Linked DNA regions of Homo sapiens: region 2 is linked to region 1. The links are chromatin contacts, found by Hi-C in ENCODE. All regions are on one chromosome and are shown on one strand. The core of a region is the stretch at or near the end of the contact, and the rest is flanking DNA. Distances in the headings are between cores, read along the strand shown. Region 1 holds the start of NEGR1 (neuronal growth regulator 1). Region 2 holds the start of LINC02797 (long intergenic non-protein coding RNA 2797).

Evidence for each region. Hi-C counts contacts between places; a loop is a spot of excess contacts on that map. Pooled maps may share reads with other maps.
Region 2: a map of endothelial cell of umbilical vein shows a loop between it and region 1 (4-fold over the local background). The contact joins the promoter of LINC02797 here to the promoter of NEGR1 in region 1. A Hi-C loop is called at or near these places in 1 of 168 maps with a recorded cell type or tissue (endothelial cell of umbilical vein) and 2 of 50 pooled maps.

What each region holds. Positions count from the first base shown.
Region 1 is chr1:72,280,749-72,286,661 of GRCh38, forward strand. It overlaps NEGR1 (neuronal growth regulator 1), which reads right to left and starts at 1,791. Exons shown (of 7, transcript NM_173808.3): 1 at 1,571-1,791. The coding sequence starts at 1,746. LOC105378797 (a long non-coding RNA gene) reads left to right here and starts at 2,186. Exons shown (of 6, transcript XR_947506.3): 1 at 2,186-2,657. RefSeq lists silencers at 1,978-2,037, 2,138-2,227 and an enhancer at 3,609-4,808.
Region 2 is chr1:72,848,538-72,854,940 of GRCh38, forward strand. It overlaps LINC02797 (long intergenic non-protein coding RNA 2797), which reads left to right and starts at 1,752. Exons shown (of 3, transcript XR_001737674.2): 1 at 1,752-1,830; 2 at 2,165-2,265; 3 at 5,618-5,714.

The sequences.
Region 1 (5,913 bases), core at 541-3,040:
GTGTAAGTCATATACCACACCCACATCATTAAATTTAAATATGTTGCATGTTTCAAACAGAAACATTTCCCACTCTCTTTCACCTTAGACATGTCATGTACACTGATGTTGTGCAAGCCAGACTTACAAGCCAACTACCACCCAGTGGAGAAAAAGAAGATCTTTCAGGGAAATGTGAGGTGGGGTGGCAGGGGGAGAAGGGAGGGTGATGGGAAAGAAATGAAGGAATAGGGCGTTTAGCTTTGTTTAGATCTAAGCTTTGCTGATCATCCATTTATATTTTCATAGGAAATAAAATATTCCCAGACTCCCACTCTGCAGTGTTGCTTAGGGGTAAAATCAGGGTATGGATGTTTATTAATGACAAACCACCTCAGAGCTCAAGCTCAGAGGAAAGAAGGGAAAATGAGAAAAATAAGTAAAAGTGAAGACTGATGGAGGGAGGAAGGTAGGAATAAAAAGGGGATAGAAAGACACAGAAAGAGAAAAAGAGAGAAGCAGAGACAGAGTGAGAGCAGCGAGTGAGACAGGCAGTGTGTACACATGTGTGAGTGACAATGTGGAACAGAGAAGGAGAGTATGCCTTTTAAAAACAGTGAGAGACAATCTGAATGTGGAAGTGGTTCTTACAGCATGGAAGTGCCAGTGCATGTGAGGATGTGAGAGTATGTGAGTTAGTATGTTTATGGAAATAAGATTTATGAGGGTGAGTAAATGGTACTGGAGGGGAACAGTGACCATGCCTGTGTGTGCCACAGGGGTGGGAAACGGTATGGGGAGAGGGATGAGAAATGGGAGTCAAAAGAGGGAAGACAGGGCACAGGATAGGGACATTAAGGAGGAATAAAAAAAATAGACAAAAAGAAAAAAGGGTAAAAGAGAGGAGGAAAGGGGATTAAATGTGAGGAACAGAAATTAGAGTCGTGGAGATAAAAATGAGAAAATATGAGAAGAAATTTTAAAAAGGAGGGAAAAAACAGAAAATAGAAAAGGTATGAAAAGAGATATTGGAGGGAAAAAGAGTTACAAGGAGGTGGGGAAAATGGTATAAGAGAATGAGGAAGGAGAAAAGAAAGAAAACAGAAAGCGGTAAAAGGAAAGAAAGATAAAGAGCAAGAAATCGAGCCTAAGTGTCCAAGTGAGAGGGAAAATAAATGGGAGCAGAGAACAGCAGTTTGAAAGAGTCGCTTATGCTGGAGTAAAATAGAAACAAACCTGATAAACTTGTCAGACTCTCCAGGAGTACCCCATGACAGTAAAACAGAGACCTTGTGCATTGAGTTTCAAAGTGGCACCTGCCCCTCCTTCTAAACCTGACAGTTCACTCATCCCCAGGCTACTTGGCGTTCCGGCAAAGTGCTTTAGCATCACGAGTCCAGCTTGCTACCTGCCCCAGCATAAACGGGCCGGGGCTCCGGGAAGAATCTGCACCTGGAATTCTTGGGATGTGGTCTTTCCATGATGAGCACCACCAGCATTATTGCTTGTGTTATAAAGAAGGCAAAGAGGGTTCAAAGAGAGACAGAAAGATAGACCGAAACAAGTACGAAAAGCACGCCGTTCTTCCTACCTAAGCACCGCCGTGTCCCCTTTTCTGACCATCATGTTGTCCACGGCCGCCCAGGGGAAGTCCACACTCTGTCCAGCCGGGAGGCAGGAGGGTAGCAGGCAGCACAGGCTGAGGAGCACCGCCGCCAGCCACTGGTTCGAGCAACAAGCACCCTGCACCAACAGCATCATGTCCATCCCTGCTAGGGCTGCTCACTCTCCAGCAGCTTTCAGCTCGCACTCCCCCACCCCCTGGTGCTGGCGAGTCTTCCCGGGAACCAGGCGGCGCGCCACAGGATTTTTTTTTTTTTTTTTTTTTTTTTTTTTTTTTGGTGGGTGGGTGGGTTTCTTTTCTTTCTTTCTTCCCCCCACCCCAGTTGTTGGGTGTTGTTTCTCTCTTTTTGTTTTTCGGTGTTTTTGCCTCCCCTCCTCCTCTTCGCTTTCCCTCCCTCCCTCCCCTCCCTCCCCCTGGCACCACACTACACCTCCTCTCGGTTGCTTTTGGCCGCGTCCGGAGTGTGTCTAATTCTCGGGCGGCTCGCACACCATCTAGCGAGGAGGCGAGCGCGCCGGCGAGTGAGGGAGGAGGCGCGGCGGCGGGGGAGGAGGCAGGGCGAGCGGCGGCGGCGGCGGCTGCAATCCCAGCAGCAGCAGCAGCAACAGCAACAGCAGCAGCAGAAGCAGCGCGGAGCGCTGCGCCGGCCGCCGGCTCCCGGGCTCGCGCGCGTTGCCAAGCGGCCGTTTCCTTAGCAACCCCGCCAGGGGACTGGGGATGGAGAAGGGAGGGGGATTAAAAAAATAATAAAAAAAGAAAGAAAAAAGATAGCAAGAAAAAAAAAAGAAAAGCAAGACAACGAAAAAAAAAATAGGAGGAACTGTATCACAATTATGCAAACTAAGGGGGAAAGAGAGGCACCTTAGAATGAAGGCTCTCCTTACTGTCGTAAGCGCTAGAGGGATTCTTTGCTAGAAAAGTCTCCGTGTCAGGGCTGGGGTGAAGAGAGCTGAGGGGCGCTTTGCCTTCCCTCACCGGTGCGTTTTACCTCTCGAGGCACCGTAAGTTTGAAGTCCTCCAAGTTGTGGTCGGCGCCATCATGACGCCGGCGACTGTGAGTTGTTTTTTTGTTTATTTTCTTCTAATCTTGCCTGGGTGGCTACGCTGCAGTTAGCGAGCAGCCAACTAGTTCTCTCTGCGTTTTCTCGGGAATAGGTAGGGACGGTGGCGGGGCGCTGCTTTTTTGCGGGGACACGAGGAGGTGCAAGGCCTTGCGGCAGAGCAGCTTGCGTGTTTGTGGCGGTCGGCCCGTATGGATTGCAGGACGCCCCTCTTTTATCTGTGGGTGTTGACACTAAGTTGTGTGTGTGAGTAGGGGATTGTTTATGGTCAACATGGAGTGTGTGTGTGATAGAGAGCGTGTCGTGCGCGCGGGGGCCTGTGCACGCGCGGCACGCAGGCGCGCTGGGAGGGACGGGGCGGGTCATGCTGGGATGTAGAGTCGGGAAAAGACTGCAATCAAGTGTTTTAATTGTGTAGAGCCCAGGCGGTCCAGTTATGTAAGAGGCAGTTTAACCCATTTGAGCCTATCAGGCCGAATAATCGGCGCATCCGAGTCAAGGCAGGGCAGAGTTAAGGGGTTTAACGAGTCGCAGGGTTGTATTTCTTAACAGCCTCCACACCGCGTTAACAGGCTTGCTCCTCCGCGGTGCAGAGCGGTAACCTCCGCTTCCCCACGCAGCAGCCCCTCCGCAGCTCGCCGGGCTGTTTTCAGCCCTGCCCTGGCCCAAGGCAGAAGGAGATACTAGGCGTGGGGCCACCCCTACTCTTTTTTCTTCTTTCCTTCTTGAACTCATTTCCAGATTCAAGATCCTTAAGCTTTTCCGGGCCATTTGCAAATCAATGCGAGAACCGAGGCTGAGTCGTTAGCAGTTACACCAATCAATCTTGTTCAGCGAGGAGTTTGGGAAGCAGAGCGGGGAAGTGAAAATGGAAAATAAGTAATTAAAAAATAAGCTCCCTCCCCCTCACACACTTTTTCCCTTCCTCCACCCCATCCCCCTTTAGCAGTGTTTGAAGAAGATATTCTTTGCCAGATCCCAGTTCTTCTTTTGGAGGAAATGAAGCAAAACCTCACACGTCCGTAACTCGTTTTCCATAATGCTAGCAGGGTCATTTGGCAAAGCGCACCGAAGCAAGACTCTCTGCAGGGGTCAGCATCCGGCTGCCTCCGCAGACTGAGCTCTTTACGAGGCAGGCAGGGAGTCGTTTTGCTTGGTGGTAGCAGTGTTCAGAGTGATTTTTATCGCCATGCACGGGGATATATGGGGAAAGGGAAGGGTTCCCATCACCTGTGACCACCCAGACTGGCTTACAGACGAATCCTTAACTAGCAACACCTCCCTGCTGAACTGGCACTCCAAGGCTGGGCAGCTAACGGAGACATTTGCGTCAGGAGTCACTGATGTTAGTATTCTGCCTTAACTCTCAAAACCGACTCGGAAACTGAGAGTGCAATAGTTTCAACCGCATTTTGAAACATCAATAAAATGTTAGTCATTTGCGGATGAATGAAAACATTTTCTTTACCGTCTGGTATGCTAGGGAAATAATTGTGAAATGACAGACTCTCACTAATATCGATGCCAAATACCTAAGTAACACTGTCATCTTGTTAACTGCATTTTTCTATCTTGCGTGGCACGCTGATGGATAAAGCGTAAAATTATCTAGGGCAAACGGGGGATTAGAAGACTTGACATGTCACATACATGGGCAAAGCTATGCAGTATTATTTAGCATTTCAGTAGAAACGAGCTAGATTCTATTGAAGAGACACAGAAGGTATAGCTTCCTGCATTGTGACTCAGTTTAGTGCTATTTTAAGCAGGGATGGGGGTGCCAGTGTTTTCTAGTACAAGCTATGAAAAGCATCCTTTTCTGACTGCTGTTTCCCAGAGATCTGACATCTTCAGTGTCCACGGGGGTGGGTTGGGGGTGGTAGGAGGAGGGTTTTCTTTGACCAGGGATGGAGCTATGCTGCAGTTTTAATATGTACAACAACCCTTCAGGCTTGTAAACGGAAACTGGAGCCACTTCTTTTAAAGACAGTTTCCTTTCCTTATTTCTAGTTTTTTATCTCAACTACCATTCACAGATCACACTTAACTCTTGGAGAACCCATCTAAAGAAAGCAATGACTGAACTTAGTGTATAGATGTCTGGATTATGGGGGAAAGTATTTACAGGTACGTCACTATTATTTACAGCAAGTGCAAGAATGTCAGGTAGGGCAGCCTCTCCAGACCCTTATACTTCTAGTCTTCTGACTAAAGAAAATGAATTTAAAAGCTTTTATGACTTCCTATTCCCTAAACCTTTCTAAGGGCAAAACATCTGACAGGCTTTTACGTGGTTTCTAATATTTGCTTTTGAAGTCCTGGAATTCTTACAAACAGAGACTTAAATTCGGATTGTCTTGGCTCTTTTTGAGGGAAAATCGAAACAAAACCAAACAACAACCAAATGAGAAAAAAAAGCTTAAATAGCAAATAGTTCCTTAGTAGAATTTTTTGAAATAGAAGAATTAGTAATAGCATTGTTTAGAACATTTTAGAGGCAAATAGTGGAGTGGGTATAATGGGTTACTCCTTTGGTTAGAATTTTAAGGAAGTGACATTGGAATTAATTATTATTTCTTTATAATGATGTACCTTTTTTCGCTTTAAAAGCTCAACTTCTAGTATTTCAAGAAATGTAATAATCAGTAGGGAGTTAGTATAAAAGGAGAAAGGTGGAGCCTGATTATGATTGCAGATTATTTCATTATCTAGATTGATTCCACTCCTGCCTTTCATGCCCTATGACCTGTATTTTGAATCCCTAAGGATGTTGGAAAGAGTAATGTTATATAAGGAAGCTTCTTAAGATTGCTTACTTTAATAAACTCGATTTTTATTCAACAGTGTAACTGTGATTGTTAGAATGGAAAAAAATAGAAGTTTACATTTGTTTATTAGTAGTGAATGAGTAAAGCCAGCTTCATCTTTCATGTTATTTTGTTTTAATACTTTGAGATCTAGGGTACATGTGCACAACGCGCAGGTTTGTTACATATGTATACATGTGCCATGTTGGTGTGCTGCACCCATTAACTCATTATTTACATTAGGTATATCTCCTAATGCTATCCCTCCCCCCTCCCCCCTCCCCCACCCCACGACAGACCATGTTATTACTGTGTGAGCATGAGAAGTTTTAGCCAAGACGGGTCCCAGGACCTAATGGAAAGAGCTAATGAGATCACTTTGTATTTCCTGAAGGAGGCAGTCAGGAAGCCCTTATAAACTGTACCTCTGAATAATAGCGCT
Region 2 (6,403 bases), core at 502-3,001, 570 kb after region 1:
GTGATGTAGACAGTCCAATTATATCATAGTCATAGAGTTAACATAAGTTTTGAGCCAAAAGCATTTTCAAAAATTATGCATTATAAATTTATAATTGAAAAAATCAGAAATTTATAGCCCAATATAATTAAGTGATTTCCTGGGTGATAACAAAACCAGAGTTAGAAACTTGATTCTCAAGCAAGCTTTCTGCCCCTTTCTGTCTGAAAGGTGACAGAAAAAAAGTTACTGTCTATGGGACATAATTTTTTCCCTCACTTTGTATGCAAGACTTAGGGAAATTTAGAAATTCTGAATATTGTATTAAGAAATGGTGAATTTCTACTCAGAATCCATGTTGTTTAGAGATTAAACTAGTAATTACAAAGGAATGGATGGTATAGGCTTCCACAGAAGGTCATGACTGATCCACGAAAGAGCAAAGCCTGACATTTTATCTCCATGAATGTGGGAGAATGAAGATACTATGAGATTCAGGGAGAAAGAATTATAATATAATGATATCCTTAGGCTAAAGAGTTAGCGGGACATCCCTGAAGTGCTACCTATACAGTTTCCATAATATCCGTCCAATTATGAACATTTTAAGAAACTCATGTGGGTAGAGAAGTCAAATTTCCAAAACCAAGATTAGTGATTTTATGGCACATGGCTCACCATAAAGAAACACATGTACACACACATAGACATATACATAAAAATGTACACACACATGCGGACACATATATAACAGAAGCAAATAAGATTTTGTTTTAGCAGATTACCCCACTATTATGGTAACTTGTTATTAATCATAACTCATTCTCTGTTTTAGTGTTGAGTGTTCTTTGCCTTCAGGAGTGGTTTACAGAGAGTATTGCCAGTTGACAAGAATATGTATTTTCCGAGGTATTTAAGTTGGAGGTAAATTTATGTAAAGTGGGAGATTGCAGAATATTAAGAAATTTTTTTTAAAAAATTTCAATAATTAATACTTGCACAATTGTTTATAGTTTATCCAATGGTTTGATGTGCAGAATCTTATCTAAAGAATCAGGGTCAATGTACAGCCATTGCTCAGGGAAGAAACACTAATTGATATGTTGACATGTATTCTGTTAATTTGGTACCCTCCTCCCTCCCTCCCTTCCCTCCCTCCCTTCCCTCCTCCCTTCCTTCTTTCCTTCCTTCCTCCCTTCTTTCCTTACTTCCTTTCCTTCTGCTTACTATGGCTTGCTCAATGAAGATGAGCAAAGAACTCCAGTGTTCCCGATAAATATGCCAAACTGCAGTGCTCTTTGTTGTGATCAGCATTTTTAAAGGTAGGTTTAAAAATTCAGATTGAAGCAAAGCTCATACTTTATAGAGAAGTGGTAGCAGTGACAGCCTCAAATTGTGAGATTTGGCCCAAGTAATTCAAATCACATGTTTTAATCTCAGTTTTATTTGCATGGGCTACAGGCTATAATTAACATCAAGTGGCAAGACAGGATCACATACAGTAGAGTCCTGGAGTACAGTCAGGTCACCAACATTGAAACAAGCTTTCTGCTACTTAACTATTCAAGACTAGGTCTCTGTGGCCACAGAGAAATGACTAAGGGAGTATTTAATGACCAATTATGTGAGGAGGATAAAGAGGGGTGGACTTTCACCACTAAATGTAGTGGTAAGTGAGATTGTATTTTATTTTGATACCTTCTAACTTCTTTTTCAATGCTTGATGCCTAAATTATTTTGTAATCTGGCCTTTGCCAACTTAACTTCTCATAGAATTCTACCATATACCCAAGGCATACAGACATAACATGAAAACTCCCTGCCAAAAACAAAACAAATTCTACTTCATAGGTAAGAATGTTTCACACATGCTCCTTCTTTTCAATAACTCTCTATATTCTGGAACTAATGCTTAATCATCCTCAATAATCAACTCAATTGTTGCCACTCCTGGAATGGTTTTCCCAAGCATGCCCCAGGCTGAGTTAGGTTCTGCTATGATTTGAATGCTTCTGTTACCCCAAAATTCTTATTTTGAAATGTAACCTTCAAGGTAATGTTATTATGAGGTGGGACTTTTCAGAGGTGATTATGTCATGAGGGCAGAGCCCTCACGAATCCAATCGGTGCCCTTATAAGAGCGAGAGGCCAAAAAGAGTCTGTTCATCTTTTCCACCTTGTGAAGACACTGAGAAAAAGCAGCCATCTATGATCCAGAAAAATGGGAACTTACCAGACATTGAATCTGCCAGCACATTGACCTTGGATGTCCCAGTCTCCAGAACTGTAAGAAATAAATTTCTGTTGTTCATAAGCCACCCAATTTATGGTATTTTGCTATAGTAGCCAAGTAAACTAACAGAGGTTCGCTGCTTTTATTGCATTTATGGCACTGAACCATTCTTATCTAAGTGTAACTACAAATCTGAGTTTTTCTATTACTTCTCTATTATTATTTTATAGCATACTGTCTGACATATATAAAGGGACCTATAAGTGCCTATCTAATAAATTCATGAGGGCTGGGCACAGTGGCTCATGCCTGTAATCCCCACACTTTGTGGGGCAGAGGCAGGCGGATCACCTGAGGTCAGGAGTTCAAGAGCAGCCTGGCCAACACAGTGAAACCCGTCTCTACTGAAAATACAAAAATTAGCCAGGTGTGGCGGTGGGTGCCTGTAATCCCAGCTACTTGGGAAGCTGAGGCAGGAGAATCACTTGAACCTGGGAGGCAGAAGTTGCAGTGGGCCGAAATCATGCCATTGCACTCCAGTCTGGGTGACAAGAGTGAAACTCCATCTCAAAAAATATAAATGAAATAAAATAAAATAAAAATAAATACATACTCCCTCCTTCTTCTGTACAGTCCCATTCTTCTGTGCCAAATACCTAAATTGTGTTCAGTTCATACAAGTTGTTTCTAGATCAAAAGTTATAAGCCTTCATATATCTAAGCAGTATGCATATTTCAGACTTAGGGTACTTTTGAAGTTTGGAAAGTCTCTAAAAAAGAAATGATAGATGAGACTTGGAATATTTTTGAAGTGGTGGCATTTGCAAGCTCGTTTTCTTTAATCTGTAAAGCAGAGGGTAAATTTCTATCTTCCAAATGAATTGTTGTAATTACTGAATTCAGATTGAATGACACTGTGTCCTCTCAGAAACAACTCATCCTCAGAGGATGCCTGAGGTAATCTGTAGATAATTGCTTCTAGCTGGGTTGGTTTAATCATATGCACGCCTTGGGCCCCAGACCCTAGCTCTTGAAATGTTAGTTGCTCCTCAAGAGCCTTCTTCATTGCTTTAATGGGATGTGAATGAGATTATCTCTCAGGACTGCTCTTCCTGGTACTGTATCCGCGTGCTGCATAATTGAATCTGCAAGTGGTTTTGGTAGGACTAAATCAAACCGTAGAGATTCTACAGGGTGTGTTTCTTATGTACTGTAATCTATTGCCAGGAATTCTTTGTCAGTGACATTTGAAATCTGCCCTTAATATTTTTGTAACATGTGGGGAAGCAGTTTCATTGATAGGGTCATTTTCTTTAGCCGTTATGAGAATCATTCAGGTTTCGCCAAAAGATATCATTGGAATATAATTTCCACAAACTGGGGAAATGCACCTTCATGTAATTGATGGGTAGTTATTACTCATTTTAAAAGTATTCAAGCTAATAAATGAAAAAGGGCTTATAAAGTTATGTCATCATATCACCATTTTGCAGCACTAGTAAAATAATGTATCTAAGCAATTATCATCAATGGCTACTAATATCATGAAGACATAGGCAGCACAACATCATGCAAATTCTGATTGAAGTACAGCTATAAAATATTCATGGCCAAACAAAATCAAGCCTGGATATGACCAAGTCTATAGCCCTAATCACCAATGAAGATAAAATATATAGGAAAATATATGCTGAATCTTGAGAATATGATATGTAAAATGTAGGCTGTGTAACTCTTAACAAGTCAGTAAAATATAGGACAAGCAACCTAATTTTTCAAACAAATAACTTGCAGAAAAAAACTAAGAGGTACAGGAGCCTAAAGATCAATATTACCTGGGAGAGTTAAAATGTAAGTCACAAATGTAAATCACATGCTGATTTTAAATTTCCTCTTAGCCACATTAAATTTTGAAGTGGTGAAATATGAGATTTTTCTTTTTGCAAGAAATTGACTTACAGGATTATGGGAACTCACTAGACAAGTCTAAGAACCAACGGGCAGCTCAGCAGGCCAGAAACTCTTGGATAGGAGCTCATACTGAAGTCTAGTGGTAGAATTTCCTCTTCCTCTCAGTTTTACTATTAAGCCCTTACAACTGACTGGGTGAGGCGTACTCAGATTATTTAGGACAGAATAGTCTTCTCTACTAAGTCAAATTTTTGCGTATGCTAATGACATTTATAAAATACATTTACAGCACACCTAGATTAATACTGAATTAAAAAACTGGATACTACAGCCTAGTCAAGTTGACACATAAAACTAGCCAAGTTGATACATAAAACTAGCCATCATACTAACAAACCATTTATGGGGAAGTAGTATTGATAGACTGAAATTTGGGTTCTAGAGTTACTCATTGCTATTAGTTGGTTACTGTTTATAGGTCCTTTTAGCAGACAGAGTTAGAAAATACATATTTTTTAAAAGATAAAATAGGTTTAAACTGATACTTCATATTCAAATTCAGAACCGTATGCTTCTATTTAACCTTACAAATTTTACTGTACATTTTATCTTCTTTCTGTTACAATGGTCATCCCAATTACTGCATTAGCATGGAGAAATATTCATTTCCTTCATCCACAAATACACACTTAGCTTTAGAATCACTATCCCAAACCTACCACCAAGAATGTGATTACTGAATCTATTTACAAATATTTATTGCAGTGCTTTAGGTCCTTGGAATATATCTCATTATGGATGTGCAGTCAAAACACTGTGAAAAAAAAAAAGCTTAATTTTTTGAGTAATGTTAAGTTCACAGCAAAATTGACCAGAAAGTACAGAGACTTTTCATGTCTCAACCTCACTATTGTGTGTATGGGTTGGAAGGAGGAAGTACACTGTTGACATCCTGCATCAGAGTGATACATTTGTTACAAACAATGAGCCTACATCTATAAATCATTATCACTCAAAGCCCATAGCATATATTAGAGTTTACTCTTGATGTTGTACACCCTATGGGTTTGACAAATGTACAATGATATGTATCCACCACTGTAGTATTGTACAGAATAGTTTCACTACCCTAAAAATACCCTTTGCTCTGCTTATTCATCTATCTCCCCCTCCAATCCTTGGCAACCACTTATTTTTTTATTACATTCATAGTTTAGACTTTTCCAGATTTCATATAGTTGGAATCATGCAGTATGTAGTCTTTTCAGATCGGCTTTTTTAAAACTTAATATTCACTTAATAATACACATTTGCATTTCCTTTATGTTTTTTCATGGCTTAATAGCTCATTTTTTTAATGCCTAATAATATTCCGTTGTATTAATTGTTGTCTTTCAGAGAAACAGAACCAATTATATTCTGCAATTTACAAATCCTTTCCCTCTCTCTCTCTCTCTCTCTGTCTGTCTCTATTTCTCTCTCAATTATACGTAGATGATTAATGTTGTTATGGAAGCTGGAGGCTGAGAAGTCCCATTATCTGCCACCAGTACGAGCCAGAATCCCAGGAAAACTCATGGTATAATTTCAACCTGAATCCAGAGGCCTGAGAACGAGGAGAGCCACTGATATAAAGAATCCTATACTGACAAAGAAGACTTCTTTAACACTGACAAAGAAGATTCACCAGAATTTAGGGCTCAATGTTTCCAGCTTCATCAAGGTCTTCCAACACATCTCTGTGGCAATTATAGGATAGCATTTTTTTTTGCTCAATAAGTACTCTCATGTTAAAATACACATCTTGTGAGTCTGTGAGTTCAACTTGTATTGTAATTTAACCACTTAGAAGATGAGATTTTGTGTTTGATTTTCAGCTACTCAGCCCTAAGTCTATAGGAGATAAGGCTCTGTTTAAAAGCAATGATAGAAGTTTTCAGGTTATTTATGTGGTGCTTGAGTTGGAAATTTGTATCCCTGAGCTCACTCTTTTCTTTGACACTTTGTCCAGCCATATAAGTAGCAACAAAATGATCTATCTCATTAAATTCATGATTTTTAAAGAAATGTTCAAAATATCATATACCATTTTCTAGCTTCTGGCTTTTTGTACATAGTTGCTTAGGAATATCAAATAGAGATTTGGCATATTTCTATTGCCATATTGTATATAATAGTTCATATCCATGAACTATTAGTGCCCTCTTTGCAACTGGAAATATAATTATAGCATCTCAACTTTAATCAGAAAAGGAAGCCAATATGGAATATTGGGGTTTA